2 separate regions of the Homo sapiens genome follow, and region 2 is linked to region 1. A link is a loop called in an ENCODE intact Hi-C map of the cell type or tissue named here. Cell type or tissue: thyroid gland. All regions are shown on one strand. Links, peaks and the distances in the headings refer to the core of each region. The heading gives the core; the rest is flanking DNA. Region 1 has its middle 25 kb from the start of PABPC4-AS1. Region 2 overlaps MACF1 (microtubule actin crosslinking factor 1).

The links. Hi-C counts contacts between places; a loop is a spot of excess contacts. Peaks named below come from ENCODE experiments on the same cell type or tissue, not always from the same donor. Only the 100,000 strongest peaks of a DNase experiment are listed, where the experiment ranks them.
Region 2: a loop joins it to region 1, with 1.9 times the contacts of the local background. A loop is called at or near these places in 6 of 110 quality-filtered maps.

What each region holds. Positions count from the first base shown.
Region 1 is chr1:39,532,217-39,548,055 of GRCh38, forward strand. It overlaps the pseudogene PPIEL. Among named protein-coding and RNA genes, the nearest start is that of PABPC4-AS1, 25 kb to the right of the region's middle. In thyroid gland, for the core only: a CTCF peak has its summit at 7,173 (motif pointing left); a DNase peak (open chromatin) is centred at 7,125; H3K27ac peaks cover 666 bases.
Region 2 is chr1:39,444,686-39,460,437 of GRCh38, forward strand. MACF1 (microtubule actin crosslinking factor 1) reads left to right here. Exons shown (of 101, transcript NM_001394062.1): 80 at 1-150; 81 at 2,747-2,902; 82 at 3,007-3,213; 83 at 3,348-3,467; 84 at 3,909-4,078; 85 at 6,367-6,526; 86 at 7,471-7,665; 87 at 7,999-8,127; 88 at 9,022-9,165; 89 at 10,224-10,412; 90 at 13,685-13,805; 91 at 14,401-14,564. Among named protein-coding and RNA genes, the nearest start is that of BMP8A, 39 kb to the right of the region's middle. In thyroid gland, for the core only: no CTCF peak of the experiment used is centred there; a DNase peak (open chromatin) is centred at 14,516; H3K27ac peaks cover 2,304 bases.

The DNA.
Region 1 (15,839 bases), core at 6,036-8,535:
CTAGGAGTGGAAGGGGGAACTTTCTCAATCTGATAAAAGGTATCAACAGAAAACTACATGTGAAAGACAAGATGCTTTCCCCCTAAGGTCAGGAACAAGACGAGGATATCTGCCCTTGACACTTCTATTCAACATTGTACTGAAGGTTCTAGCCAGGGTAATTAGGTGAAAAAAATGAAATGAAAGGCATCCAATCGGCAAGGAAAATGTAAAGCTATTTCTATTTGCAGATGACACACTCTTGCATATAGAAAATCCTAAAAAATCCACAAAAAAAACTATTAGAACTAATAAACAGGCCGGGCATGGTGGCTCACGCCTGTAACCCCAGCACTTTGGGAGGCCAAGGTGCGCGGATCACAAGGTCAGGAAATTGAGACCATCCTGGCTAACACGGTGAAACCCCATCTCTACTAAAAATACAAAAAATTAGCCAGGCGTGGTGGCGGGCGCCTGTAGTCCCAGCTACTCAGGAGGCTGAGGCAGGAAAATGGCGTGAACCTGGGAGGTGGAGGTTGCAGTGAGCTGAGATCGTGCCACCGCACTCCAGCCTGGGCGACAGAGTGAGACTCCATCTCAAAAAAAGAAAAAAAAAAGAACTATTAAACAAGTTTAGCAATGTTGCAGAATACAAAATCAATATACAATTGATTATATATATTTTTGTAGAGATGAGGTCTCATTATGTTGACTCGGGCTGGTCTCAGACTCCTGGACTCAAGTGATTTTCCCACTTCAGTCTCCCAACGTGCTGGGATTATGAGTGTGAACCACCATGCCTGGCCTGTTTTGTGGTTTTCAAAGTATAAGCTGTATACATCTTTTAAACTTATTCCTAAATATTTTATTCTTTTTTATGCTATTGTAAGTATAATTGTTTTTCTTTTTATTCTGTTTTCAGGTTGTTCATTGCTGATGTATAGAAATATAATTGCTATATCTACGGCCAGGCACGGTGGCTCACACCCGTAATCCCAACACTTTGGGAGGCCGAGGCGGGCAGATCACAAGGTCAGGAGATCGAGACCATCCTGGCTAACATGGTGAAACCCTATCTCTACTAAAAATACAAAAAATTAGCTCGGCGTGGTGGCGGGCGCCTGTAGTCCCAGCTACTCAGGAGGCTGAGGCAGGAGAATGGCGTGGACCCGGGAGGTGGAGCTTGCAGTGAGCTGAGATGCTGCCACTGCACTCCAGCCTGGGCGACATAGCAAGACTCTGTCTCAAAAATAAGAAAAGAAATATAATTGCTATATATATATGTGTGTGTATTTTTTTTAGAAGAGTCTTGCTCTGTTGTCCAGGCTGGAGTGCAATGGTGCAGTCACAGCTGTCTACAAAAATATTTTTTAAAATTAGCCAGGTGTGGTGGTGTGTGCCTATAGTTCCAACTAGTTGTAAAGCTGAAACATAAGGACCACTTGGGTACAGGAGTTCCAAGACTGTGGTGAGCTGTGATTGCACCACTGCACTCCAGCCTGGGCAATACAGTGAGACCCTGTCTAAAAAAAAAAAAAAAAGAATGAGAGAAACTATTTGCAAATTATACATCTGATAAGAGACCTGTATCTAAAATATTTAAAGAATTCTGACTCGCTAGGCATGGTGGCTTACATCTATAATCCCAGCATTTTGGGAGGACAAGGTGGCAGGATTGCTTGAGCCCTGGAGTTCGAGACCAGCCTAGATAACATAGCAAGACCCCATCCCAATTAAAAAAAAAAAAAAAAGAAAACCAAAGAACATTACTGAAAAACACTGAAGAAGACCTAAACAAATGAAAAGATATCCTGTGTTCATGGATCAGAAGACTTAATATTGTTAAGATGATGATACTCCTAAATTCTTCACATTCAGTGCAATCTGTATTAAAATCCTAGCTGGCTTTTTTCATACGAGTTGATAAGCTTATCCCAAAATTCTTAAGAAATGTAAGAGACTCAGGATAACCAAAACAATCTTGAAAGGAAAAACAAAGTTGGAGGACTCGCATTTCCAGAATTAAAAATTTACTACAAAGCTATGGAATTTAAGACACAGTAGTAATGGCCTAATAACAGACATACAGATCAACAAAATATAATTTAGAATCCAGAAGAAACCCTTACATTTATGGTCAACTATATTCACCAAGGATACCAAGACAATTAAACAGGAAAAAAACTAGCCTTTTCAACAAATGGTGCTAGGACGACTGAAAATCCACATGTAAAAGAGTAACGCTGGACCACTTTCCTCACACTATACACAAAAATTAACTTCAAATGGAGTAAAGACTTCAGTGTAAGAGAGAAAACCATAAAATACTTAATAGAAAGTGTAGGAGTAAATCTTCATAATCACTACACCAAAAGTACAAGTGACAAAAAAAGATAAATTAGACTTTATCAAAATTAAAATATTTTGTGCTTCAAACGACGCCATCAAAAAAGTGAAAAGACAACCTATAGAATGAAAGAAAAGGCCGGGCGCAGTGGCTCACGCCTGTAATCCCAGTACTTTGGGAGGCTGAGGCGGGTGGATCACTTGAGGCTAGGAGTTTGGGACCAGCCTGGGGAACGAAGTGAGAGCCCCATCTCTACAAAAAATAAGAAAAAATTAGCCAGGCATTGTGGTGCATGCCTGTAGTTCCAGCTACTTAGGAGTCTGAGACAGAGGGATCACTTGAGCCCAGGAATTTGAGGCCACAGCAAGCTGTGACTGTGCCACTGCACTCCAGTCTGGTCAACAGAGCAAGACCCCGTCACTACAAAAATAAAAAAAGAAGGACTCTTGACTATATTTGGTCAGGTGTGGTGACTCATGCCTATAATCCCAGCACTTTGAGAAGTGAAGGCAGGCGGATCACTTGAGGCAAGCCTGGGCAACACAGGGAGACCCTGTCTCTACAAAAAATAAAATTAGCTGGGCCTGGTGGCATGCACCTGTAGTCCCAGCTACTTGAAAGGCTGAGACAGGTGGATCACTTGGGCCCAGAGGGTCAAGGCTGCAGTGAGCTGTGATCACATCACTGCACTCCAGGCTGGGTGACAGAGTGAGAACCTGTCTCAAAAAACAAAAAACAAAAGAATTCTTACTCAACAATAGAAAGACAAATAATCCAATTAAAAATTGGTAAAGGGTCTGAAGAGACATTTTTCCAAAGAAGATATAGAGAAGGCCAATAAACACATGAAAAGATGCTCAACATCATTAACTAGCACGGAAATGCCAATCAAAACCACAATGAGATACCACTTCACATCACTAGGATAGGTCTAATAAAAAAAGAAGGATAATCACAAGTGTTGGTGAGGGTATAGAGGCATCAGAAACATCATACACTGCCGTTAAGAATGCAAAATGGGGCAGTGGCTCATGCCTGTAATCCCAGCACGTTGGGAGGCCAAGGCGGGCGGATCACAAGGTCAGGAGATCAAGACCATCCTGGCTAACACGGTGAAACCATGTCTCTACTAAAAATACAAAAAAATTAGCCAGGCGTGGTGGTAGGCGCCTGTAGTCCCAGCTACTCGGGAGGCTGAGGCAGGAGAATGGCGTGAACCCGGGAGGCGGAGCTTGCAGTGGGCTGAGATTGCGCCACTGCACTCCAGCCTGGGCAACAGAGTGAGACTCCATCTCAAAAAAAAAAAAAGAATGCAAAATGGTACAGCCACTTCAAACAGTCTGGTCGTTTCTCAAAACATTAAAAATAGTTATCAGCCAGACACGGTGGCTCATGCCTGTAATCTCAGCACTTTGTGCAGATCACTTGAGGCCAGGAATTCGAGACCAGCTGGCCATCATGGCAAAGCTCCGTCTCTACTAAAAATACAAAAATTAGCCGAGTATGGAGGTGCATGCCTGTAATCCTAGCTAGGGGAGGCTGAGGCAGGAGAATCTCTTGAACCAGGGAGGTGGAGGTTGCAGTGAGCCGAGATTGTGCCACTGCACTCTAGAGTGAAATTCTGTCTCAAAAAAAAATAAATAAATAGTTATATAACCCAGCATTTCCAATTCTATGGCTACATCTAAGAGAAATGAAAACATATGTCTACACAAAAATTTGTATGTGAATGTTCACAGTGGCATTATTTGTAATAGCCAAAAAGTAGAAACAATCTATCAACTTATGAATGGATAAACAAATGTGGGGTGCAGACAGTGGGTATTAATTGGCAATAAAAAGGAATGATGGGGCCGGAGGCGGTGGCTCACGCCTGTAATCCCAACATTTTGGGAGGCCAAGGTGGGCAGATCACGAGGTCAGGAGATCGAGACCATCCTGGCTAACACGGTGAAACCCCATCTCTACTAAAAATACAAAAAATTAGCCAGGCGTGGTGGCGGGTGCCTGTGGTCCCAGCTGGGAGGCTGAGGCAGGAGAATGGTGTGAACCCAGGAGGCGGAGCTTGCAGTGAGCCGAGACTGCACCACTGCAATCCAGCCTGGGTGACAAAGTGAGACTCCATCTCAAAAAAAAAAAAAAAAAAAAAAACCAAAAACCAAAACAAAAAGAAAAAAAAGGAATGATGTACTGATACATGCTACAACATGGATGAACCTTGAAAACATTATGCTAAGTGAAAGAAGACACTCACAAAAGCCTACATATTGTATGATTCCACTTATATTAAATGCCTAGAATGGGAAAATCCATAAAGACAGAAAGTAAATTCGGGTTTCCCAGGGCAGGGGACCAACAGGATAAGTAGCAACTGCTAAAGGGTATGAAGTTTCCTTTTGGGGGATAAAATGTTCTAAAATTATTTGTGGTGATGGTTGCACAACTCTGTGAATACATTAAAAACCATTAAAATGTGTACTTTAAGTGGGCAAACTGGATGGTATGTAAATAATATCCTACTAAAGCCGTTAAAAAAAAAAGATAATTACACTACAAAATGGCAAAGCCCAGTGACAGAGACATTTGTGCATAGAATGGGAGCACTAGAGTCACCTAAGTGTTTGTGAAAAAGAGAAACAGATACTCACACAAACACTCATCATGAAGGCTTTCTGAAGGAGGTGATGTCTGAGTTCAGTCTAAAAGGCCTGGGGCCAGGCACCGTGGCTCACGCCTGTAATCCCAGCACTTTGGCAGGCCAAGGCAGGAGGATCACTTGAGTCCAGGAATACAAGACCAGCCTGGGCAACAGAGAAAAATCCCATCTCTACAAAAAATTTAAAACTAGCCAGGTGTGGTGGCATGTATCTATAAGTCCCAGCTACTTGGGAGGCTGAGGCAGGAGGATTGCTTGAGCCCAGGAGGTTGAGGCTGCAAGTGAGCCAAGATCATGTCACAGCACTCCAGCTTGGGAGACAGAGCAAGACTCTGCCTCAACAACAACAAAACAAACAAATAAAAAGCCTGGGTTTGCCAGGGGACTAGGGGGCGTAGGATAAGGAGCTACATCTCGTTGTGGCAATAAGAAACCCCCCTCTTCATGGCTGGGCCTCTAGACTGGGTACGCCCTTCATATGAGGACCATGTCCTATTCTACTCTTTTTGTTTGTTTTTTGAGACATGATCTCACTCTGTCATCCAGGCTGGAGTGCTGTGGCCCAATCATAGCTCACTGCAGCCTCAACCTCCCAGGCTCAAGCGATTCTCCCACCTCAGCCTCTCGAGTAGCTGTGACCAGGCACACACCACCATGCCCAGCTAATTTTGTAATTTTTGTAGAGACAGGGTTTTGCCATGTTGCCCAGGCTGGTGTCAAACTCCAGGGCTCAAGCAATCTGCCTGCCTAAGCCTAAAGTGCTGGGATTACAGGCACGAACCACCGCACCTGGCCCCATTCCACTCGATTCCCAGAGTCAATCAGGGAGCCTGGCACATAAAAAAGCAGCCTGTCAATAGCTTTTTTTTTGAGACGGAGTATTGCTCTGTCGCCCAGGCTGGAGTGCAGTGGCGTGATCTTGGCTCACTGTAACCTCTGCCTCCTGGGTTCAAGTAATTCTCCTGCCTCAGCCTCCCAAGTAGCTGAGACTACAGGCACCCGCCACCACGCCTGGCTAATTTTTTTGTATTTTTAGTAGGGACGGAGTTTCACCATGTTGGCCAGGCTGGTTTCTAACTCCTGACCTCAGGTGATCTGCCGGCCTCGGCCTCCCAAAGTGCTGGGATAATAGGCATGAGCCACCACGCACAACCAATAGCTTTTTAAAATAAATATTCAAATATTTATTGCATGCTTGCTGTGTGCCAGACACCGTTCCAGAATACAATGGTGAACAAGAAAGCCTAAGTCCTGCCCTCACGAGGCTGACATGGGAGAAAGGGAGACAGAAAATAAATAAGTAAAATAATAAATGTATAACACAATTTCAGGTAATAAGCGTAAGAAGAAAACTGAAGCTGATTAAAAAGAAGAGTGAGGTGGCAGGAAAGCCTGTTTTAGGGAGAGGTCAGGGTAGGCCTCTCAGCCAAGGGGACACATGGGTGGCATCTGAAGGAAGTGGGTGTGAACCATCTGGACAGTGGAGGAAGAACATTCCATGAGAGAAAAGGGCATGTGCAAAGGCCCTGAGGCAGGAGTGAGCTCAGCATGTCTGAGGAACAGCGAGACTGCCTATGGATGCAGAGGGCGAGGGGCAGCACATCCTAGGGGCACAGAGAGGTGCCAGGACCCAAGGTGGGTTAACCCTGTAGGACAGCGTCCCCACGCACAGCGCAGGATGGGTCAGCAGGAGGATGATGTGATCAGATTTATGATTAAAAACAATCACTCTGACTGCCAAGTGAAGATCAGACTATGAGGGTGAAGAAGCCAGGCTGGAAACAGGACTTGGTGGTCGTGGGGGAAGGGTGAAGAGTAGCTGGGCCAGGAGATGACCTGAAGTCAGATAGATGTGGCCTGCAGGTGATGCAGGAGTCCATGATGACGCCTAAGTTTCTGACCAAGCAGCTAAGTGGATGGTGGAGTCATTTACTGAAACAGGGAAAAGGGGGAGGAAGGGTGTGGGGGAGAAGGCCAAGGCCACATTTTGGACATGTGAAGTGTGAGATGCTCGTGGGATATCCAGCAAAGGTGAAAGGTAGGTGGTTGGACAGGAGTCTGGAGCTCAGGGAGCCATCAGCATGGTGACCCATGTGGACAAGCTTAACTCGGTGATTTCACTGAAAGTCCTGGGACTGGGCGGCGTGATTGCCCAGGGCATGGGTTCTCAGTGGTATCATACTGCCCCCTAGGGGCTACCAGAAACTGCAGTCTATTTTTGGTGGTCAGTAATACGGTGCTACTGGCATTGGAAGGAAGGGATCAGGGAGGGACTCTAGATGTCCTGCAGTCTCCTACGTAATGGAGAGTTACTCTAAATCCTGGACTTTCAAAAGCCCTGAATAACATTCATGTAGATAAGAAAAATCTATTTATAATGATCTGAGCCTACACCCTAACTCCATGTTCCATATAAATCCAAAGAATTATTTTTTTGTATCAAATTTTTCCAGAAATCAACCCATCCTGTCACTTTTCATTTCTTTTTGCTCAGAATTTTACCAAGAGATTTTTACTATTTCAAAACATCATGTTACTTTGATTCTGCCAAAACAACACACCTGAATCAGTCCACACTACTAAGTGCAGCTCTAGGCAGAAGTACACATGTTCAAGTACTTCATACATGTAGTTGCTTCCAAGCATTTGAATACTGAAATGCATATTATGTTATTACAAATTGTTTTCCTTTAATTTCCCTTTATATTACAACTATGAAATAATACTGTGGGGTTTTTCGTTTGAGACAGAGTCTCACTCTGTCACCCAGGCTGGAGTCCAAATGGTGCAATCTTGGCTCATTGCAACCTCTGCCTCCCCAGCTCAAGCCATCCTCCTACCTCAGCCTCCTGAGAAGCTGGGACTATAGGTGTTCACCAAGATGCCTGGCTGGTTTTTGTATTTTTTGTAGAGATGGGGTCTTGCCATGTTGCCCAGGCTGGTCTCAAACTCCTGGGCTCAAGCAATCCTCCCACCTCGGCCTCCCAAAGTGCTGGGATTATAGGCGTGAGCCACTGCACCCAGCCAATACCGTGTTTTTAATTAGGCATTCACTGGAAGGGTGCAGAGCTGTGACTTCCATCTCAGCACACTAGAGCATGAGCTGTAAGAGGCAGGTGCTAGGGTAAAAGGGTGAGAACTATTGAGGTAAAGAGTGAATACAGATACAGAAAAGCCATGGTGAGCACTGGGTCCCTCCAAAAATTTAGAGACTAGGAGGAGGAAGAGACAAGGGAAGAGACTGAGGGAAGACACCATGGGGCAAAAGGTAGGAGAAGAGGGAGGCCACCATTGTCACAGGAAGGCAAGCAGGCCAGGCAGGAGAGAATGATGCAGGCAGGGGAGTAGATCTGGCTGCAGGAAGACTAAATAGTTCTCTTCTGATTGTTTCTATAAATAAGCGACACCATCAGCTGAGAGGGAGAGTGTATGAAGCAATGCTGGAGGGCTGAGGAGTGAAGAAAAGGCGTGTTTTCCAGTCAGACGATGGATGACAAGTACCTCCAGCAATCTGGGAGGACCACTGGGCATTGCTCAAGGTGCCCTTAAGACCTGAGCTCCTCAACTCAAGAGGGACCAGATAGCTCAGGGCTGTGCTTTTCTCTAGCACACAGAGTTCTGCACTACGTAAGAAGGAGCACGAGAGAGGCAGCGGGATCCTTGGCAAGAGGAAGGAGAGTGCATGCAGCGACGGCGCGTGAGATGTGAGTGAGGCAACAGGGCAGTGTGGTGTGGGTGGATGGGCAGCGCATCTATGAGTCTAGGACACGTGCCAACCATGAAAAGCCCCAAAAGGATGACGTGCTGTCACATGAGGAAATCTGAATATGCACTGCAGTTGAGAGAATAGTATTGTAGCAGTGTTTGTTTTCTGATTTTGAGAACTATGTCCTGGTAACATTAAAAATACCCTGTTTCTTATGAAATACATGCTGAAGTATTTAGTGGTAGAGGAACATGAACTCTCCAACTTACTTTCAAATGGCTCTAAAAAAATACGCACTGTCTATAAAAATACACAGAAGGAGAATAAATAGGAAATGATGTTCACCAATATAAACAACTGGTGAACTTGAGTAAATGCCAGCAAAGGTGTATGGGGTTCATCGCACTATTCTTGTAACTCTTCCGTGAGCTTGACATTACATAAAATAAAAAGTTACAAAAACAATAACAAGACACCCCTGTAGGAGCAGACCCAGGCGTCTATGCTTCTTCCTCTTTTAATGAAAGGAGACAAATGGGAACTGAAATAACCCAAAATAAAAAACAGAAAAGCTTTTCAAAGCCCAAAGCTAACTCCACCCTAGCAAGGCTGAACGGTTCTCCTGTGTCTGGTAGCTGGGTCTCCTCCAGATTCCCTGTTTCTCAGCCAGAACCACGGCTCATCCTTCCACCCTGCACGGCCAGCTGCCCTCGCCCAGCCTCCCTTGTCACCACACGATGAGTGGTTCCTACCTGGTCCTGTGTGTTTGAAGATAAAGTTTTCATCATCAAATTTCTTCTTGTAGATGGACTTACCCCTGGTGCCACCGTGGTTTGTGAAATCACTGCCCTGGCAAATGAACTGGGGGATAATGCGGTGGAAGCTGCTTCCCTTGAAGCCGAGTCCTTTAAATGGGTGCACATGTAGAGAAAATTCTCTGGGATTGAGAAAGAGAAAAGTGCTGAGGTAAGAATATCTAACTAGATAATTAAAACTCCAGCTCTCTGTAACATGCCATCTCTACAAAAATAAAAATAATCATTTGGGTCCCAGCCACGGTGGCTCATGCCTGTAATCCCAGCACTTTGGGAGGCCAAGGTGGGTGGATCACCTGAGGTCAGGAGTTCGAGACCAGCCTGGCCAACATGGCAAAACCCCATCTCTACTAAAAATACAGAAACTAGCTAGGCATGGTGGCACACTCCTAGGTGACAAAGTGAGACCCTGTCTCTGAAATAAAATACACACACACCCCCAAACTCCAGCTCTCCAAATCTAAAAAAGTACATAGTACCTTTATTTAAACTAAATGCTTAAGTGTGGAAGTGGCACACAAATAGATAGAACAGACTAGGTGAAAAGAAGAGAAAGTCCCGAATAGACCCAGAAACGTATGAAAATTCAGTATTTCAGCTAGGCATGGTGGCTCACATCTGTAATCTCAGTACTTGGGGAGGCCAAGGCAGGAGGATTGCCTGAGCAGAGGAGTTGGAGACCAGCCTGGGCAACACGGCAAGACCTCATCTCTATTAAAATATATACATAGGCCAGGTGCGGTGGCTCGGGTCTGTAATCCCAGCACTTTGGGAGGCCGAGGTGGGTGGATCACCTGAGGTCAGGAGTTCAAGACCAGCCTGACCAATGTGGTAAAACCCTATCTCTAATAAAAATACAGAAAATTAGCTCGGCATGGTGGCATGTGCCTGTAATCCCAGCTACTCGGGAGGCTGAAGCAGGAGAATCACTTGAACCCGGGAGGCAAAGGTTGCAGTAAGCTGAGATCATGCCATTTTACTCCAGCCTGGGCAACAAGAGTGAAATTCCGTCTCAAAAAAAAAAAAAATATATATATATATACACACACACACACACACACATATACAAAAATGTATATATATGTGTATGTATGTATATGTGTGTGTATATATGCATATATATGTGTGTGTGTGTGTGTGTGCGTGTGTATATATATATATATATATAAAGGAATTAAATATTTCATAAAGCTTGGCATCTTAAATCACTGGGTCAAAGATGGACTTTCTATAAACTGGTCTTAGGACAACTGAATAAACATTTGGACTCCCCCACCCAATTATGCTAGGCAGCGATGACCTGAGAAGGTATATAATGACCAGGAGCTCAAATCCCCACAGACAAAGGTCTAGGTCACCCCACCTGATAAGCCATTTAGATTAGCAGAGGAACCAGCTGAGGTGAGGATGAGAGGTATCTAAAATGGATAGCAGAGGAGGGAGGCCAGGCGCCGTGGCTCACACCTGTAATCTCAGCGCTTTGGGAGGCAGAGGTGGGTGGATCACCTGAGGTCAGGAGTTCAAGACCAGCCTGGCCAACATGGTGAAGCCCTGTCTCTACTAAAAATATAAAAACCAGCTGGGCATGGTGGTGGGCGCCTGTAATCCCAGCTACTCGGGAGGCTGAAGCAGGAGAATCACTTGAACCCGGGAGGCGGAGGTTGCAGTGAGCCAAGATCATGCCATTGTACTCCAGTCTGGGATTACTAATAGTAATATGAGTATATTTTTCAGAGACATAGCAATAAAAGCCCAAATAATTAAAATAGTTAAAAGAAATGAATGTTGCCTCTGGCAGGGCAGAAAAATTATGTTGGGGGAGCAGAAGAATGTTTTATTATAGAACGATTTTCTTTAAACTATGTGCAATTATGACTTTAAGAAACATTTTTAAAAGCTAGATTAAGACAAAAAAGATTATGGGTAAAAAAAGGTCATCATGAATACTTAAGAAAAAAAGGAAAACACAACTGTCAATTGTAGCTACCTCTGGGAGATGGGCTGAATAGTAAGGAGAGAAAGTTTTAGTTTCTGATTGATACCCTTAAAAATAGTACTTTTCTGGCTGGGTGCGGCCGCTCATGTCTGTAATCCCAGCATTTTGGGAGGCCGAGGTAAGAGGATCACTTGAGTCCAGTTCAAGACCAGACTGGACAACATGGCAAAACCCACCATCTCTACAAAAAAAAATACAAAAGGGCTGGGTGCGGTGGCTCATGCCTGTAATCCCAGCACTTTGGGAGGCCGAGACGGGCAGATCACAAGGTCAGGAGATCGAGACCATCCTGGCTAACATGGTGAAACCCCGTCTCTATTAAAAATACAAAAAAATTAGCTGGGCGTGGTGGTGGGCACCTGTAGTCTCAGCTAATTGGGAGGCTGAGGCAGGAGAATGGCGTAAACCTGGGAGGCGGAGCTTGCAGTGAGCCAAGATTGCGCCCCTGCACTCCAGCCTGGGCAACAGAGCAAGACTCCGTCTCAAAAAAAAAAAAAAAAAAATTAGCTGGGAAACATAGTGAAACCTCCATCTGTACAAAAAACAATAAAAAATTGGCTGGGCATGGTGGTGCATGCCTGTGGTCCCAGCTACTTGGGAAGCTGAGCTGGGAGGATCACTTGAGCCTGGAAGGTTGAAGCTGCAGTAAGCCGTGATCACATCACCGCACTCCAGCCTGGGCAACAGAACTAGATCCTGTCTCAAAGAAAAAAAAAATAGCATTTTTTCCAGTGAAGACACTTGGCAAATAACTCCTTAACCAAGTCAACAAAATTAACATTGCAAATATCTGAAATAACATCATGTACTTCCTCAAACGATGCACTAACACACTGCTTCTGTGCTATTGATGCCAAAACACATAACCTCAATCTAATCATGAGGAAGTACTAGGCAAATACAAACTGAGGAGCACCCTTAAACACAACTGGCCTATTCTCTTCAAAGATGTCAAGATCAAAAAAGACAATGAAAAATTAAGAAACGGTTTCAAATAAAAGGAGACTAAAGAGACTTGACAACTAAATCAACATGGGAATCCTTGTCAGGGAAGAAAAATTGCTAAAAATTACTAAAAAGGACAATATTGGGACAAGTGATAAAATTTGAATATAGCTCATCACTCAATGTTACATTTTATAATTTTGATAGTTGTACTCTGATTAGGCAAGGGAATATTCTGGTTCTTAGGAAATATATACTGAAGTATTTGGCAGTAAAGGTGCATGGTCTTCAACTTCTCGACTGGAACAGGGGAAAAATACATATACGCATCTGTGTGTAATGTATGTAAAGAAAATGATAAAGCATACAGGGCAAAAAAAGGAAATTAATGAGTAGGTAAAGGATATATGAGAGTTCCCCTAACTGCTTTTTTTCTTTTTTCTTTTTCTTTTTTTTTAAGACAAGGCCTTGCTCTATTGCCCAGACTGGAGTGTGGTGGTGCAATTATGGCTCACTGCAGCCTCAACCTCCTGGGCTCAAGCAATCCTCTTGTCTCAGCCTCCCAAATAGCTGGAACTATAGGCACATCGCACTATACCCGTCTAACTTTGTATTTTTTGTAGAGATGGAGTCTTTTGCTGTGTTGCCCAGGCTGATCTCAAACTGCTGGACTCAAGTGATCCTCCCACCATGGCCTCCCAAAGTGCTGAGATTACAGGTGTGAACCACTGCACCTGGCCCCTTGAAATATTCTTACAGAATTCTTATTCTATATATCTGTAAGTTTGAAAATATATCCAAATAAAATTACAAAAAAAAAAAAACCCAACAATAAAACCAAACCAGAGGATAATTAAAACTGTTTAGAACTTTTAGTTGCCTACCCTTTCTAATGGCTCTAAGCCTTTATAGAGCTTCAAAAATGCCTGCTGTGCCTCATTTGTTACTAGATGCTGGGATCTGAGACGCCTCAGATGGAAATAGTGTTAAGGGCCCAGGACCCCAGGTAGCTTCCTCCCCATCTTGTTCAGCCACCAGTGTCCCACCGTCCTGACCATGGTGTCCCGCTCACCTGTGGTCATGGGCACGACGTCGGAACGCAGGAGGGTTTGGATGCAGCCAGCCGGCTTGTTCCCAATCTTGATGTCCATGTACACCTGAGGATTTGACTAGGCCTTTTTTAGCAGTGGGCTCTCCCTAGGTGCAGAAGAAATTGCTAGAGAGCTCCCTGATGCCCCAAGTAGGAGTGCGAGTATTCTACACACCCACCCAGAACACAACTCCAGTGAGTAGGCTGGAGCAAGTGCTGATGAGGAAGGCCTTGGGCCCTGACAGGGCTGCAGAAGGCAGGAGCCACGGCCGTAGCACCCAGCTGGATGCCCAGTGACGGGAGACCTCAGCACTGTCTAACCTGAGGCCCACACACAGGCATGTTATCTCATCAGACTCACCCTCAGAAGCATCAGTTTCCTTCTCCTGCCCCGCAGTCCCAGAACAGCGCTTTTCTTGCCCATGATCCACAACTCTCAACATCTTCAAATGCCAGCTCCAATCTACCCACTGTCTTCCAATTAAACGAAACCATCCATGTGCCACCCCCTCCTCCCTCTAGACTTGGCCCTGCACATATGCTGGCTGGCTACATGGAAGCAACCGGGCAGCCCTCTTGCTCAGGCCTGAGGGCAAGTTTTCAGAAGATAGTGGAGGATGCTGGGCCTTTTTGCTTTGTGCTCCAAGACAAGACTGGATAGAGGATAAATATAACATTCAATACAAACCTTCCCATTTGTGTGATAGAGAAAACTCTATTTTTTCATTTGCTTGTTTTTGGAAAGGGAGTCTTGCTCTGTCGCCCAGACTGGAGTGCAGTAGCGCGATCTCAACTCACTGCAACCTCCGCCTCCTGGGTTCAAGCAATTCTCCTGCCTCAGCCTCCTGAGTAGCTGGGATTAAAGGCACGTGCCACCATGCCCGGCTAACTTTTGTATTTTTAGTAGAGACAGGTTTCACCACGTTGGTCAGGCTGGTCTCGAACTCCTGACCTCGTGATCTGCCCGCCTTGGCCTGACAAAATGCTGGGATTACAGGCGTGAGCCACCACGTCCGGCCAACTCTATTGTTTTTTTGGATTAATAGTTCAACATACAGGTATTGAGCTATCAGGCCAAGTACTGGGATTCTTAAATAGATATAGTTGGGTGGGGTGTCTCACACTGTAATCCCAGCACTTTGGGAGGCCAAGGCAAGAGGACTGCTTGAGCCCAGGAGTTCTGAGATCAATCTGGGCAACACAGTGCGACCCTGTCTCTACAAAATAAAAAATGAAAAATGTAGCTGGTTATGGTGGTGTGCCTGTAGTTCCAGCTACTTGGGAGGCTGGGGCAGGAAGACCACTTGAGCCTGGAAGGTCAAAGCTGCAGTGAGCTGTGATGGTACCACTGCACTCCAGCCTGGGCAACAGAGCAAGACCCTGAATCAAAAAATAAAAAATAAATAGATAGGCAGTTAGATAGATATGGCCCCTGCCCTTGAGGAACTGGCTAGCCAGCGGGGGAGGGATACCCACAGTGTAAAAGGCACACAGATCCTGGAGCTCTACAGCCTTAGTTCAGACCTCAGCTCCACCATTATGAACTGTGTAACGCTGAACAAAGTACTGACTTCACTGTGCCCCAGCTTCCTCACCTAGAACTGGGGATAATAATAGTACTTATCTCAAATAATTGTTATTAGGGTTAAATATTAGTAGAGCACTTAGAACAGTGCCTAGCATAGAGTAAGCAATATTTAGACATGTGTTAAATAAGTAATTTCAATATAATGCAGTCACATTTCTATATAATCACATTTCAATATAATGCCAGGACAGAGGGTGCCACAGGAACCCAGAGGCCATGGGAGCCCAGAGTGATACTTGCCTTACTCACTGGAGGATTCAGAAAAGCTTCCTGGAGAAGGCAGTAAATGGGCTGCGCTATGAGAAATGAGCAGGCATTAGCCACATAAAATAAATTGGAAAAGGACACTGCAGGCAGAGGAATGACTTACATCAAAACAGAGATTTACAGGTATCTACAAACTCTTGTTTCCTAGAATATAAAATGGAGATAAAATATGGAGACATAAGCAGGAATCAGAACATAGAGAGGTCTTCTGTCCCTTTTGATGGAGGCTGGACTCAATCCTATAAATCAAGGGAGTCCCTAGAATGCTTAAGGAGAGTGAGATAGTCAGATCTGCCCTTTAGAAAGCTCCCTCTGGCTGCTAAGGATAGGAGGAAAACAGGCCTGGGGCAGGGAGACCAGTTAGGAAGCTACTCCAATTATTCACAGGAGAGAGGATAAGGCCTCAGCCAAGACAACAGTGGCAGAAGAAAACTGGAGAGGAGAAACGCA
Region 2 (15,752 bases), core at 13,249-15,748, 80 kb before region 1:
AAGGAAGAGACTTATAATCAACTACTTGACAAGGGCAGACTCATGCTTCTAAGCCGTGACGACTCTGGGTCTGGCTCCAAGACAGAACAGAGTGTAGCACTTTTGGAGCAGAAGTGGCATGTGGTCAGCAGTAAGATGGAAGAAAGAAAGGTACAGTGTATGATCCCCATGTTTGAGTAATTTGCTGAGTGATTGCATGTATAATAATTGCCATCTTATTTATATGAAGATTTTTTGAAGACCAGGGTATTGTAACAGAAGTTGCAGAACTGATTCCATCTGTGTTGAGTTGCATTGATGGTATAAGTTTCTGTTGTTATTTGCTTTTATAATTATTCATTCCTTACCTGTTAAGACATTACTGCCATTATCGCTTCGTGATGGGCTTTATGTCCTATATTAATCACCAATTTGTGTTCTACTTAAAAACAAGGTTTTGCTGGAGTTGGTATCTTGGGGTTGAGAGATTGGGGACAGGGCATATAGGGACTGACGAATAATTCTCCACAAGGAATTTGGTTCCTAACGTAAATGTAGTGTGCAAGGAAATTTACTAGAAATCAGGAGAGAAGTAAATTATATGACCTCTTCCCACTCATCCTCAAAAATCAAATTCTCTTCTCTACAAAATAATGAAAGATGACTAGGGATCAAGGTGTTTGCCCAAAAAGATTATTTTTTATGAGTACAGAGTTTCACTGTATTTTTTGCTGCTCAGATCAAGTATGAAATATATACATACACAAACCTGTTGACCACATTCACTCAATGAATAGTTATTGAGCAAGTGTGTGCCAAGTCCTGTGCCTGATTTATGGTGGAAACACTAAAGACGACCCTATCTTTGGGAAATTAATGAACAGAAGGGCATAAAACACATGAACATCTTGAGAGAAGCATTAATTTCCTAAAAACCTTCTAGCATGGGATTGGGTAATTTGATTATATTAAGAATGGCTAAAGGACCTAAGTGTATGCTAATTCTTGGACAGAGTCAGACCTGGTGGCTCACGCCTGTAATTCCAGCACTTGGGAGGCTGATGCAGGAGGATTGCTTAACACCAGGAGTTTGAGACCAGCCTGGGCAATATAGCAAGACCCCATCTCTACAAAAATACCTAAAAATTAGCCAGGTGTAGTGGCACACGCCTGTAGTCCTAGCTACTTGGGAGGCTGAAGTAGGAGGCTCACTTGAGCCTGGAGGGTTGAGGCTGCAGTGAGCAGTGATGGTGCCCCTGCATTCTAGCCTGGGTGACATCAATAACCTATCTCCAAAAAAAAGAGAAAACAATCCTTGGACAGGCTGTCATCCATAGATCCTGCAGAAGGCAAAGCTAAGATTAAATAAACTGAGACAGATTCCAGCTCATAACCAAGAAATTTTCAGAGAGTTTTCTTAATAGTTGAGCAAAATACCTTAAGACATAGTTGCCCATTATCAGAAATGGTCAGGCAAAAGCTGAGTGTCAAGGATAGTTTATTATTTTGCAGAAACATTACCTTCAGGATCAGTAAAATCATTTATTAAATGTGTGTGGTGCTGTAGTAAGAAAATATAAAGAATATGTAGATATAAAGAATATAAAGATATAAATTAGATATAAAAGTATATCTTTTATATCTATAAAGTAGATATAAAAAATATATAAAGAATATGTGGATAGAATGATGTGGAAAGAATTCCTATCATCTAGGAACTTGTAATATATTAATTTCTAAACATTTCTATATATATTTGAAGTGGATTTCATTTTTCCACCTGATTTGTTTAGATTGGGTTTGTACATTTTTATAACATTTATTGTAATTTTTTTTTTTTTGGTGGGGGGTGGTTACAAAAATAACCTGAAAGCGCAAAGAGGAAAATAGAAATTACAACCCAGTCAGGTAGAATTAACAACAGTTAACGTTTTTGGTGTACATCTTGGAGTTTTTTCTGTGAATATTTTGGAAATACTCATTTTTGTCAGCCTGTCATTTTTACTTTGCCTGCCTAGTAGGGGGGCCAGAGGCAGAAGTCATTACCAAAAGGTTAGTGTAGGTCTCTGAGGATGGAGCTTATGAACTCTGTGGGATTGAAGCGTACTTGTGAGGAGTAGCCTTTTCCCTGAATGAGCTCTTGTTGTTGCCATTCTTAGGTAAATGAAAGTGTCTGAAAATCTACATCTAGTGTTGTCAGATTTTTGCCTAGAATGTCTTGGCTTCTTTCGTTACCTCTTCTTCTTATAGCATAAGCATAATTTTTAGACTCATATTTTCATATGCCATATTTTCTGAAAACATGTATTTAAACAAAGAGTACTACATTGAACATCATCTTCATAGTAAATTGCTTTTCATTTAGCTGTTTTTATACCACAAAAAGTACATTAAAGGAAACTGAAACATTACCCAAAGCAGGTTGTAGATCCTGCAGCTGTCACCACTAAAGGGTCTGTTCACTTACAGTTATTGAATAGTCTTATTCCCGTTCAAGGAAGTGGAGAGTAGCAGAGAAAGGAACTTAGCTGCTTATTGTGCTCTATTTCCTTTTCCATGTACACAGTTCTTGCCCATTTGTTTCAGACACTAACATTAAAATGTCCCCTTCTTTACAAATAAAGCATGTTTGGACGTTGATTAAATGAGGCTTCCTTTTTAGAGGTCATTTCATTTGTTGTACAATTCATGCCTTTGTCGCTGAGCCTATAATTCCTGAAATTGGCGCTTTTTCTTTCTGTGTGTGTGTGTTTTACTTGAAATTCAGTCAAAGCTGGAAGAGGCCCTCAACTTGGCAACAGAATTCCAGAATTCCCTACAAGAATTTATCAACTGGCTCACTCTAGCAGAGCAGAGTTTAAACATCGCTTCTCCACCAAGCCTGATTCTAAATACTGTCCTTTCCCAGATAGAAGAGCACAAGGTAAGTATGATATTATGATGCTGCATTCTTTTTGAAAGCACTAATTGAAAGAAATGCCCCTTTATCTTATCTTAAGCTAAAAAAGAGCACTATTGTTCCCTCAGGTTTTTGCTAATGAAGTAAATGCTCATCGAGACCAGATCATTGAGCTGGATCAAACTGGGAATCAATTAAAGTTCCTTAGCCAAAAGCAGGATGTTGTTCTGATCAAGAATTTGTTGGTGAGCGTGCAGTCTCGATGGGAGAAGGTTGTCCAGCGATCTATTGAAAGAGGGCGATCACTAGATGATGCCAGGAAGCGGGCAAAACAAGTAAGTTGGGGAAGAAAGATACTAATTCACTGAAGAGTCTTGGGCTGCATGTATTGAGTCTCTGGGATGATTCTCAAACGTGCTGTATAGTGTGTATATTCATTCCTGTTAACTTATTTCTTATGTAATTTTAGTTCCATGAAGCTTGGAAAAAACTGATTGACTGGCTAGAAGATGCAGAGAGTCACCTGGACTCAGAACTAGAGATATCCAATGACCCAGACAAAATTAAACTTCAGCTTTCTAAGCATAAGGTAAAGCAGTTAATTGCTCTTAGGTCCCAAGCCATAGTATTCGCTAAAGCTTGTATCTTGCCAAAAATAAAAATCAGAGCTAGTAAAAAGAAAACCAATTGGTTAATGTTTAAAAGTCAAAATGATGAAGCCAGGGTTCCATTTTATATCTAGATGGTCTAATCATGATATTTGCTCATTTAAATAACAGTTTAAGGAAAGTAGTTATGGGAGTAACTAGTTAAAACTGTAGGCTTTCACAAATTGTCAGGCACTTCTATATATGGTATAAACAAAAAATTATAAATTTCTTAAGGATAAGCTATGGTTAATTTTAGTTCAAAAAAAGTGGTGATATTCATACTTTATTTGGTTTCTAGCCTGAAAACTCAAATTCTTTTGTTCCAAATCAAGATGTCGTCTGACTTTTAACACTTTTTTCTTTTCTTTCTGGAAACATAGGAGTTTCAGAAGACTCTTGGTGGCAAGCAGCCTGTGTATGATACCACAATTAGAACTGGCAGAGCACTGAAAGAAAAGACTTTGCTTCCCGAAGATAGTCAGAAACTTGACAATTTCCTAGGAGAAGTCAGAGACAAATGGGATACTGTTTGTGGCAAGTCTGTGGAGCGGTGAGCATGAATGTCCCCTTCAGGGGTCTAACCGGGATCCCAAAAGCAAGAGGTTCTTACCAGATTCTATAAAATGGTGATAAAGCTAATGCATCAGTAAGAGGTTTTGTACCATCTTAACACCACCAGTTAGTTCAAAGACTGTTATAATTTAAATAAAATGTGTAAAAATTCTCATTTTAAACTTGAACCTTATTGTATTAGAGAGAGGCCTATAAAATCAAACCAACAATAATAGATCAGTAACTCAAAAGTATTTGTAAATCATCAATTTGTAATACCAACAACTGTCTTATTGACTGCTCTTGGACACTCCAAAGCCTCTACATGCATTACCTCATTTAACCATAATGATACCTGACCTTTGCTGGGCAATTACTACTGAATATGTACCAAACAGTAGCTGATAATCATTTAATCCTCATAACCACTGAGGTGGGTACCATTTTTATTCCATTGTACAGATGAGAAAATGACCATAAAGAGGTTCTTAACTCCCCTAAGGTCACTCAGCTACCCTGTTGGCAGAGCTGAGGTTTAAACCATGGCAGTTTGGTTCTAAAAGTTGTACTTTTATCTATTTGTACCCACTATGCCATGCTAAATATTACAATATTGCTACCCTATTTGTACTTTTTTTTGTTTGTTTGTTTGAGACAGAGTCTCACTCTGTCACCCAGGCTGGAGTGCAGTGGCGCGATCTCGGCTCACTGCAAGCTCCGCCTCCCAGGTTCACGCCATTCTCCTGCCTCAGCCTCCCGAGTAGCTGGGACTACAGGCACCCGCCACCACGCCTGGCTAGTTTTTTGTATTTTTAGTAGAGAAGGGATTTCACTGTGTTAGCCAGGATGGTCTCAATTTTCTGACCTCGTGATCCACCCGCCTCAGCCTCCCAAAGTGCTGGGATTACAGGCGTGAGCCACCGCGCCTGGCATTTTTTTTTTTTTTTGTCATGTTGAGACAGGGTCTAGCTCTCTGGCCCAGGCTGGAGTGCAGAACTTACTGCAGCCTCCAACTCCTGGGCTCAAGGGATCCTCCCACCTCAGCCTCTTGAGTAGCTCAGACTATAGGCATGTGCCACCATACCTGGTTAATGTTTTTTGTTTTTGTTTTTGAGATGGAATCTCCCTCTGTCATCCAGGCTGGAGTGCAGTGGCACTGTCTCGGGTCACTGCAACCTCCATCTCCCCGGTTCAAGCAATTCTTCTTCCTCAGCCTCCCAAGTAGCTGGGACTACAGGTGCACACCACCATGCCCAGCTAATTTTTTTTAATATTTTTATTAGAGACGGGGTTTCACCATATTGGCCAGGCTGGTCTGGAACTCCTGACCTCATGATCCACCTGCCTCGGCGTCCCAAAGTGCTGGGATTACAGGTGTCAGCCACCACGCCCAGCCATTGTTTTTTATTTGAGTAGAGACAAGGTCTTGCTATTGTCCAGGCTGTTCTGTAACTCCTGACCTCAAGTGATCCTCCCACCTTGGCCTCCCAGAGTGCTGGGATTGCAAGTGTGAGCCAACACACTTGGCCTGTACTCCAATTTTTTTTTTTTATGAGGTGACTGAGGTTCAAGGAGATGAAGAAACAGCCTAGGGTCACACAACTGATACAGAGCTAGGAGTTGAACTGATTCCAGATCACTACCAAAACTATCATCTTTTACTTAGAGTGGTATATGAGGTGATTAACACAGACCTTGGGTTGTTAGGGTGTGCCTGTGTGTCACTGGGCTATAAGATGCCTAAAGGGTATCTCTACCTGTCCCCTGTGCTACCCTTAATCCATTCTAGAGGGTGGTTTGATTTAAAATGTCTCACCATCTCTCAGTCACTTTTTACTCTATTTCTTTTTTTTTTTTTTTTTTTGAGATGGAATCTCGCTCTGTCTCCCAGGCTGGAGTGCAGTGGTGCAATCTCGGCTCACTGCAAGCTCTGCCTCCCGGGTTCGCGCCATTCTCCTGCCTCAGCTTCCCGAGTAGCTGGAACTACAGGCACCCACCACCATGCCCGGCTAATTTTTTGTATTTTTAGTAGAGACAGGGTTTCACCGTGTTAGCCAGGATGGTCTCGATCTCCTGACCTCGTGATCTGCCCACCTCGGCCTCCCAAAGTGCTGGGATTACAGGTGTGAGCCACCGCGCCCGGCCTTTACTGTATTTCTAACTGTTCTAACATAGAAGTCACTCTCTATATAGGGTTCAAGCAATATTCCCTTTCAGCGAGGCAGAATTGTGGGCCATTTGTAAAAGGAATCCCTAAAAATGGTAGCGTTTGTGTGCATTTCTCAGGCAGCACAAGTTGGAGGAAGCCCTGCTCTTTTCGGGTCAGTTCATGGATGCTTTGCAGGCATTGGTTGACTGGTTATACAAGGTGGAGCCACAGCTGGCTGAGGACCAGCCCGTGCACGGGGACCTTGACCTCGTCATGAACCTCATGGATGCACACAAGGTAGGGGTGAGGTCTGGGCTACATTGGAGTGCAGTGGGTCTTCTGTATATGACTGCCTAGGGTCTTCTACATATGACTGCCTCTGCCCTTCTTTCTAGGGGAGAAAGAGAGCCTGACAGTTGCTTTGTGTGTTTAAACAAACTGTTGCTGAGATTCTGCATTAGTCACAACGAATTTACCAAAATTGGTTTGATTCAGATTTGGCAATGTGTAAACTTCACTTCAAGGTTGCGCCTCTTCCTGTTTGTTTCTCTCAGTTGAGTCACAAAATGGATCTAAATTCCAACGGAAACCCATAAGATAGCCATTTCCACTGACTCCTAAAATGGAAATGAGTGATTTTTTTTTTAAACCACTTCTGAACCTAACAATCCTAACACCAGGCACGCCAATATTTAACATAATCTCTATCTGTCATGTTGAATTATGTAATATCCTCCTGTTTCAGCACAAGCATTTAACTTTACCTTGAAATTACAACAGATTCTTATTATGTGCACAGCAGATGTTTTTATTTCCCATAATTCTGGAAACGTTAGTATAATGGTTACCATTTTACAGATGAAGAAACTGGGCCTTAAGCAACTTTTCAAAATTATGTATCTCCTAAATGCCTGAGCTAGCATTTACAGCCACATTTTCTGGTTGTTTTTTTCTTTCTTTTTTCTTTTTTTCCCCTTGAGATTGGGTCTCGCCATGTTGCCCAGACTGGTCTTGAACTCCTGGGCTCAAGCAGTCCTCTCATCTCGGCTTCCCAAAATGCTGGGATTACAGGCATGAGCCACTGCGCCCGGCCTGGTTGTTTTTTCTTATGCATTGCTCTGCCTCCCTCTATGCATAAAAGACACATGATTAGAACCTACCAAGAAAATTATTATTTCCCAGTGGTTTCTTGGACTCAAAACATTCCTTGAACAAACAAATTCTCCTATTTTCTTTTCTAGGTTTTCCAGAAGGAACTGGGAAAGCGAACAGGAACCGTTCAGGTCCTGAAGCGGTCAGGCCGAGAGCTGATTGAGAATAGTCGAGATGACACCACTTGGGTAAAAGGACAGCTCCAGGAACTGAGCACTCGCTGGGACACTGTCTGTAAACTCTCTGTTTCCAAACAAAGCCGGCTTGAGCAGGCCTTAAAACAAGTAAGGGATATTTGCTGTCCCAACCCAAGGGATAGATCTGAGTGGGTTTATTTGGTTTTTCTTTTACTAGAATCTGTTCCAGTCAGTCTTGAAATAAGTATAACAGAGTTGAAAATTGATATTCTGAATGTTCTATAAAATTTTAATATTCATTTTGAGAAATAATGAATTCAGTTGATTTTCAAAGATCTACAAATGAAAGATAACCTTTGTGGAGTTTTGATGAGGCCATGAAATGTCTGAATGAACACTGGACCCTTTCCCTAGCATGTCCCAGTATCTAGGTCCTTGGCTGCAGAGAGAGGTTGAATCTTTTGTGCTTGGTTATTTCAGGCGGAAGTGTTTCGAGACACAGTCCACATGCTGTTGGAGTGGCTTTCTGAAGCAGAGCAAACGCTTCGCTTTCGGGGAGCACTTCCTGATGACACAGAGGCCCTGCAGTCTCTCATTGACACCCATAAGGTAATCCAGCCTTGGGGTTTGGTGACCTCATGCTACCTACCACCTTGAGGGCTGCCTACCACTAAATGAAAGCAACTTTTTCTTGGAAATATCAGAGCTCACATGAAAAGGAACAAAACCAGAGTGGCCCTAGCTCATTGGTTTAGCAGGAATGAAAGGGAAGCGACTGATGGGTTTTTTGACACCTTAAACAGTAACATTCATTCTTATAAAAGTAATATATGTTGGTTGTAACAAGTTTTTTAAACATGGTATTAAGAAAAATGTTGACTATTTCATCTTCTTTACTCCTCACCTGCATACGCCTTTGTTTGCCTTATGTTACCAGCTTTAGGCCCTGATCTGATCCCCCAGCACCACTTACTAAGCTGTAGAGTATGGTGCAGTGTCTGGGGTCTCAGTCTGTCCTAATGAGGTGGGAAATGTTTCCCTTTTTAAATTTTTATGTTATCCACTCAGAGATTTTAATCATGGATTTGTTATTATATTCTGTTATGGGTATTTTTTAAAATCATGGTTTTTACAACTATAATTATATTTTTCCAATACAAATATGTTTACCAACATGAAATGAAATAGGATATAAATGAGAGTAAATGAAAAATGGGACTAAAAAAGAGAGAAACTAACTCGAATGGGAAAAGGGGGGCATACCTCTGTGTGTCCTATTCTTTGTTGTCATCTCCACCAGAGAAAGTCATTCTTGTGTAAACCCCTCACCTTCCCACATCTTTTAGAATGAAAATGCCATAAATAACTATACAGGCTTTTAGAGGTCTGCGTTAACACATGGAGGAAAAAGAAAACATTGAAATTTATCCCCCCTCAGTGTAAACTAACAGTGCTGCTAATGTAGACTTTTTACGTTTTTGTTTTCAAATCTTTTTTGTTTAGGAATTCATGAAGAAAGTAGAAGAAAAGCGAGTGGACGTTAACTCAGCAGTAGCCATGGGAGAAGTCATCCTGGCTGTCTGCCACCCCGATTGCATCACAACCATCAAACACTGGATCACCATCATCCGAGCTCGCTTCGAGGAGGTGAGTCCCTGGTTCAGAGGAGGACTGCACACGCCCAGTAAACTATCACTATAGTATAGTATAGTATTTTTCCCCCAGGTAAGGAATCTTTCACTCACTGTGAATAACTCAGCAAAAATTAAGTTAACATTTTAGTAAAGACTGTTTTCTTGGTAATGTGTGGCAACCTGGAGGAGTAGTGTTGGCATAGTGCTATGTTAATGTGACTTCCAGTGGACATGTTGTGTAGTGTCTGCTCCTTCCTGGGAAATCCTGTGTTAACAGGATGTACAGCTGACCCTTGAACAATGTGTATTTCAACTGCACAGGTCCACTTATATGCGGTTATTGTTCAGTAAATACAGTCAGCCCTCCATGTTGGTGGGGTCCACATTCACAGCCAAACATGGATAGAAAATACAGTATTCACGGGAAGCGAAGCCCATGTGTGCAGAGGGCAGACTTTTGCAGGTTGCACAAAACCAATTATAGGCCTTGAGTATGCATGGATTTTAGTATCCACAGGTGGTACTGGGACCAGTCCCCCATGGATACCAAGGAACAACTATACTAGATTTTCTTTCAGGAGGGCTGATATTTTATTCCAGCTCTTATCCCAGTTGTCACTGGGGTAATAGTGAAGCCTCTTGACTGTTTGGGTGGTCTCTCCTCTAAAAAGTCATTGTGTTGGCCGGGAGCAGTGGATCACGCCTATAATCCTAGAACTTTGGGAGGCTTGAGGCGGTCAGATTACCTGACTCAGGAGTTCAAGACAAGCCTGGGCAACATGGTGAAACCCATCTCTACTAAAATACAAAAAATTAGCTGGGTATGGTGGCACAAGTCTGTAATCCCAGTTACTTGGGAGGCTGAGGCAGGAGAGTCACTTGAACCCGGGAGGCAGAGGTTGCAGTGAGCCAAGATTGTGCCACTACACTCCAGTGTGGGTGACAGAGCGAGAGTCTGTCTCCAAAAAAATAAAATAAAAAGCCATTATGAAAATCAGATGAAAAAGGGCTTTGGAAACAAAGGGGGTATGCTTGACTGAAAGAGGCCATGGTTTCCTTCTTTTTCCACAGGTCCTGACATGGGCTAAGCAGCACCAGCAGCGTCTTGAAACGGCCTTGTCAGAACTGGTGGCTAATGCTGAGCTCCTGGAAGAACTTCTGGCATGGATCCAGTGGGCTGAGACCACCCTCATTCAGCGGGATCAGGAGCCAATCCCGCAGAACATTGACCGAGTTAAAGCCCTTATCGCTGAGCATCAGGTATCTTAACCTCACTGTGTGATCACTGGTGTTTTCCGTGTTGGGCATGGAGACCATCTCTGTTGCCCTGTGTATATGTTTTTAAATGGCTGCTTAACACATTACCACAGACTTAGCACTGTAAAACAACACATACTTACTTACCTCATAGTTTCTGTGCTTCATATACCTGGGCATGAGTTGACTAAGTCCTCTTCCTGGAGTCTCCCCAGGCAGAAATCAAGGTGTCAGCCAGTACTGCAGTCTCATCTGGAGTTCAGGGTCCTCTTTTAGGCTCACTCAGGATGTTGGCAGAATCCAGATCCTGGTGGATGTAAGACTGAGGTCTCTACTTTCTTGCTGGCTCTCAGCTAGGAGTTGCTCTTGCCTTCTAGAGGCCCCCTCAGGTCTTAGCCACACAGCCAGCCGGAGAAACTGTCCAAAGTGCTCTATGGAGTCTTGAAATGTAATGAAGAATGAAATGTAATTAAGGGAGTGAATATTCCATCATTTGCCCACACTCAAGGGAGGGGGATTACATAGAGTGTGCATACAGGAGTGGGAATCCTGGGGGCCTTTTTAGAAGTCTGCCTGCCACAGCCTGTTTTTATTGACCATCATTTGAGCCAGGGTCCCACTGGTCCCCATTATACCTGGTTCAGAAAGCTCTCTCGCATGAACCCAGTGGTCAGTGAAGGTGCACATTAGACTAAACTGAATGGAGGAAAGCTCAGGTGGGCCATCTTCATAATATATCCTTAAGAGGCAAATACTATTTTTAACCATAATCATTTATACTGAATTCAAGCGTGAATGTTGATTAGTTATACTGTAGACTATATGGTCTTTTTAGTTTATATAAACAATTACCCCAGCAAGTGAGAACTCACTATACAGATAGTCCCTGACTTACAGTCTCTCAACTTTATCATGGTTCAAAGGTTATACATATTCAGTAGAAACTATACAATTAGAGGCCAGGCGTGGTGGCTCACCCCTGTAATCCCAGCACTTTGGGAGGCCAAGGGGGGCAGATCACTTGAGGTGAAGAGTTTGAGACCAGCCTAGCCAACATGGTGAAACCCTATCTCTACTAAAAATATAAAAATTAGTCGGGTGTGGTTGTGGTTGCCTGTAATCCCAGCTACTCAGGCGGCTGAGGCAAGAGAATCACTTGAACCAGGGAGGCAGAGGTTGCAGTGAGCTGTGATCGCACCATTGCACTCCAGCCTGGGCGACAGAGCAAGACTCCATTTCAAAAAAAAAGCACTTTGAGTGCCCATCCAACCATTCTTTCACTTTGATTACATGAGATAGTCAACACTTTATTATAAAATAGGCTTTGAGTTAGATGATTTTGCCTAACTGTAGGCTAACGTGTTTTGAGCATGTTTAAGGTAGGCCAGGCTAAGCTACGATGTTCCATAGTTTAGGTGTGTTATATTTTCAGCTTAACGATGGGTTTGCCAGGATGTAACTTCATCGTAAGTCGAGGAGCACCTGTCCTTCCTGTGGGATGTACCTCCTCTCTGAGAGATTATCTTCTTCCTATTCAGTTCTTCTCCTTTCTGTTTTCCTCTCTCTCCTCTATGTCTTCAGTCTCTCCCTGTTTATTCTTTTCTCTAAAGCTTCCAGACATGTCCTTCCAACCCAGAGTTCCCCTCCTTTTTCAGCTACGCTTCTTGTTCCCTGTCTCATCTCCTTTTTTCCCATCACTCCCCAAGTCCCTGTGGTCTGGCTGACACTGTTCTGGTCACATTCTACTGGCTAAATCCAACAGAGTTTTTTCAGTCTTTATTTTGTTTGACATGTAACCTAGCTGGCTCTTCATCCCTTCCCAAAACTTCCCTTTTGACTTCTGTGTCCTTTAATCTTTGTGTTTTCCTCTGATCTCTCTGACCGTTCCTTTTTAGCCTTTTTAGCTGGTTCCTCTTCCCTGCCTATTCATCAGTGTTGTTCCCTGACGTCTCATTCTTGATGCTCTCCTCACTCTGCTAAGATTTATCTGGTCTAACAGCTTTAGCTATTACCTATAAAGCTTCTGCATCTTTTTCATCTTCAGCACTATCATCTCCTAAAGTCCAGACATACAGTAAACTAGAAGCAGTTCTAAAATTTCCACTTTATCTTTGCCCCCTTGCCTGACGTCATTTGTCCATTCCAGATCTGCCCCCCCTTTCCTCATTCAGAGGCCTGTGATGTCTGGAGTTCCTCCTTTTCCTCACATCTAGCCACTCACCAGGGCTTGTCAGTCCCACTTTCAAAATACCTCTTGGTTCCATCTTTCCTGCCCTGGCTCTGGCCCTCACCATGTTTTGCCTCAGTTGCTGCAATGGTTTCTTAACCTGTCTTCTCACTGCTAGCCACTCCCCATCCCACACTTACCCCCACCCCCACATCACTCCATGTTTTACACTGAAGCCAGAGTGATAGCTGTAAAGCATGGGTCTGATCATGTCTCTTACCTGGATCGAAATCCTTCAGCTGCCCCCTGTTGCTCTCAGAATAAATGGCCAACCCTTAGCCTGACACAGAAGCCTTTCGTGATCTGTCTCCTGCCTGCCTCTCCAACCCTGCCTCTTGCCATTCCTCTGATTGCATCCTCTGCCCAGCCAGTGAGTGGAGGGGTCCTGGTCACAGCACTGTCAGGCATCCCTGTCTCTGTTTGGGTTGCACCCTCTTCCAGGACTGCCTTCCCACCATTTGTTGACTGTTTCTTCATTGCTCAGTGTGTCAGTCCGTTTGCATTGCTATAAAGGAATTCCTGAGACTGGGTAATTTATAAAGAAAATAGGTTTATTTTGGCTTACGGTTCTGCAGGCTGTACGGGAAGCATGGTGCCAATATCTGCTTCTGGTGAGGGCTTCAGGAAGCTTAGAATCATGGTGGAAGGCAAAGGGGAGCCAGCGTGTTACATGGCAAGAGAGGGAGAGAGAGAAAGAGGAGGAGATAGCAGGCTCCTTTTAAACAGCCAGTTCTCATGTGAACTAACAGCAAGAACTCACTCATTACCATGGGGAGGGCACCAAGGCCATTCATGAGGAATTTGCCCCCATAACTCAATCACATCCCGTTAGACCCCACCTCCAGCATTGGAAATCACATTTCAACATGAGATTTGGAGGGGACAAATATCCAAACTACATCCCTCAGTAACTCAACTCAGGCACCAGCCTCCACACAGCCTTTCCTGCCACCACAGGCCGTAAAGTACCCATCCTAGCTCTTCCTTTGCCCCCATAAGAGTAAAAATACAATATTTAACTCTTTTTCCTATTTTTTGTGTTTAACAGACATTTATGGAGGAGATGACTCGCAAACAGCCTGACGTGGACCGGGTCACCAAGACATACAAAAGGAAAAACATAGAGCCTACTCACGCGCCTTTCATAGAGAAATCCCGCAGCGGAGGCAGTATGTTTCCAGCCCCCTGTGTTAGGATGCTTCATTCCTGCTAATTGAGGATGAGCACTTTCCAAATGCCTATCAAAAAAAATTATATTCCATTTTCAAAAACCGTGTTGGTTTTGAACCAAAATCTCTCATTTTTGAAACTCACTTTTCTTACATTGACAGACAGTAGCTGTACTCCATATTCTTTGGTATGATTGGTATGAAATTACGAGGTGGTTAAGCTTATTTTTTAACAGTGGCCTTTCCATTGTTTTGGTTATCAGCCCTAGCTGTTTACATTTGGCTTGTACTAATTTAATCAACACAACAGCTTCTACAGAATATGTTGCTTTTTTAGTTGAGTTAACGTGTCATCAGCTCACTAAGGTAGGACAGAATTGCTTGGAGATATGTAGGCAGCAGGTAAGTATGTGCTGGGAGGATCAGTACTTTTGGAATTAGTACACCTCCGTATCTAAATATTGCCAAGTCCCGTATTTCTTTTCTCAGTTATTGACTGGATATTATTATAAAGATCTTCTAGGTTTATACATACAGCTATTTCTCTTTGTATACTAACCAGCTGTTCTAATCTTGTGATTATTTTTCCTTTTAGGGAAATCCCTAAGTCAGCCAACCCCTCCTCCCATGCCAATCCTTTCACAGTCTGAAGCAAAAAACCCACGGATCAACCAGCTTTCTGCCCGCTGGCAGCAGGTGTGGCTGTTAGCACTGGAGCGGCAAAGGAAACTGAATGATGCCTTGGATCGGCTGGAGGAGGTAATGCCCTGCTGAGTGGCCTTCCCTGAAACAAAGTGCTTTTTTCAATCAAAACACAGCCCTTCTGAGGCTCTCTTAATGTGAACCTTGTGTCTTAATTTACTTTTTCACAATAGAAACAGACCTATACCAAGCCAGTACTCATTCTTTGAGGCCCCTGAATGAGAAAAGACACATGTGTAAGAAAACCGTTTGTGACAGAGTAGGCTAAAGCTTCTAGGTGTGGAAAGCAAGAAAACAGCCAGTCCATAATGAGGGCCAGGACCTGATCTGCCTCAGCATCTTGCTGTGGTTGGGAATCAGGAACAGAACTTTGGAAATTTATCTCCAGATATGTAGCATAGCACAAAAATGACCCTTGTTGAGCCTTTCATGTAAAAACAGATGCTACAGAATTATGAAATAGGAGTAATTTTTAATGATTTTGTTATTAGTCTTCACTTGATCATGAGAAGCAACTCTATTTTGAAGTGTCATTACCCAGTATAAAAAATATAGTACTATGCTTCCTAGTTTCTAAAACAAGCCTCTAATATCTTTTGTATTTTTTTATTTGTGCATATCAAAGCAGCTATGCCTGGAAGTGAGTGTTCTGTGTTTTGTTTATTTTTTCCTTAGGTCAGTTGACTTTTAAGCTTATTGGGTTCTTGGTGCTTTTTTCCCCCATTCCTTCTAACTTTGGAGTTTGAAAGACCAAGGGGAAACTGCTGCACTCTTTAAGTCATTTTGAGTGTATATCATTAACGTAGACTTAAGTAGCTGAAAATTGTCTTGCCCACTGCATAGGCCTGCTGTTTTCCATCAAGGCCAAATATTTAACATGGAGGTCAGATGGGCAATTTGCTCTCTGGTGCCATTCCAAAGAAACATGCTTGGATACAACATTGGGTTCCCAATGCTTCCATCCAGAACTCAGATTTTCTCATTGAAATCTCAGAAGATAGTGGTAAACACGAGCCTCCTGATATGAGCCCTATGTGTGATTATAATGCCTTTCAAAACAACATAATCGAGGAGTGCTAAGGACCTCCCTTCTGGGTTAGAATCCATTTCCTTGCATCTAAGAGAGTGATCCTTTGAAAAGCCCAAAGGGAAAGCAAGGCTGGCTTCACCCATTCTCATTCTGTGTGCTCCATATTTTCCATGGTGATTCAGTTATTGTTTCTCTTGCTATTCCATTATACCATA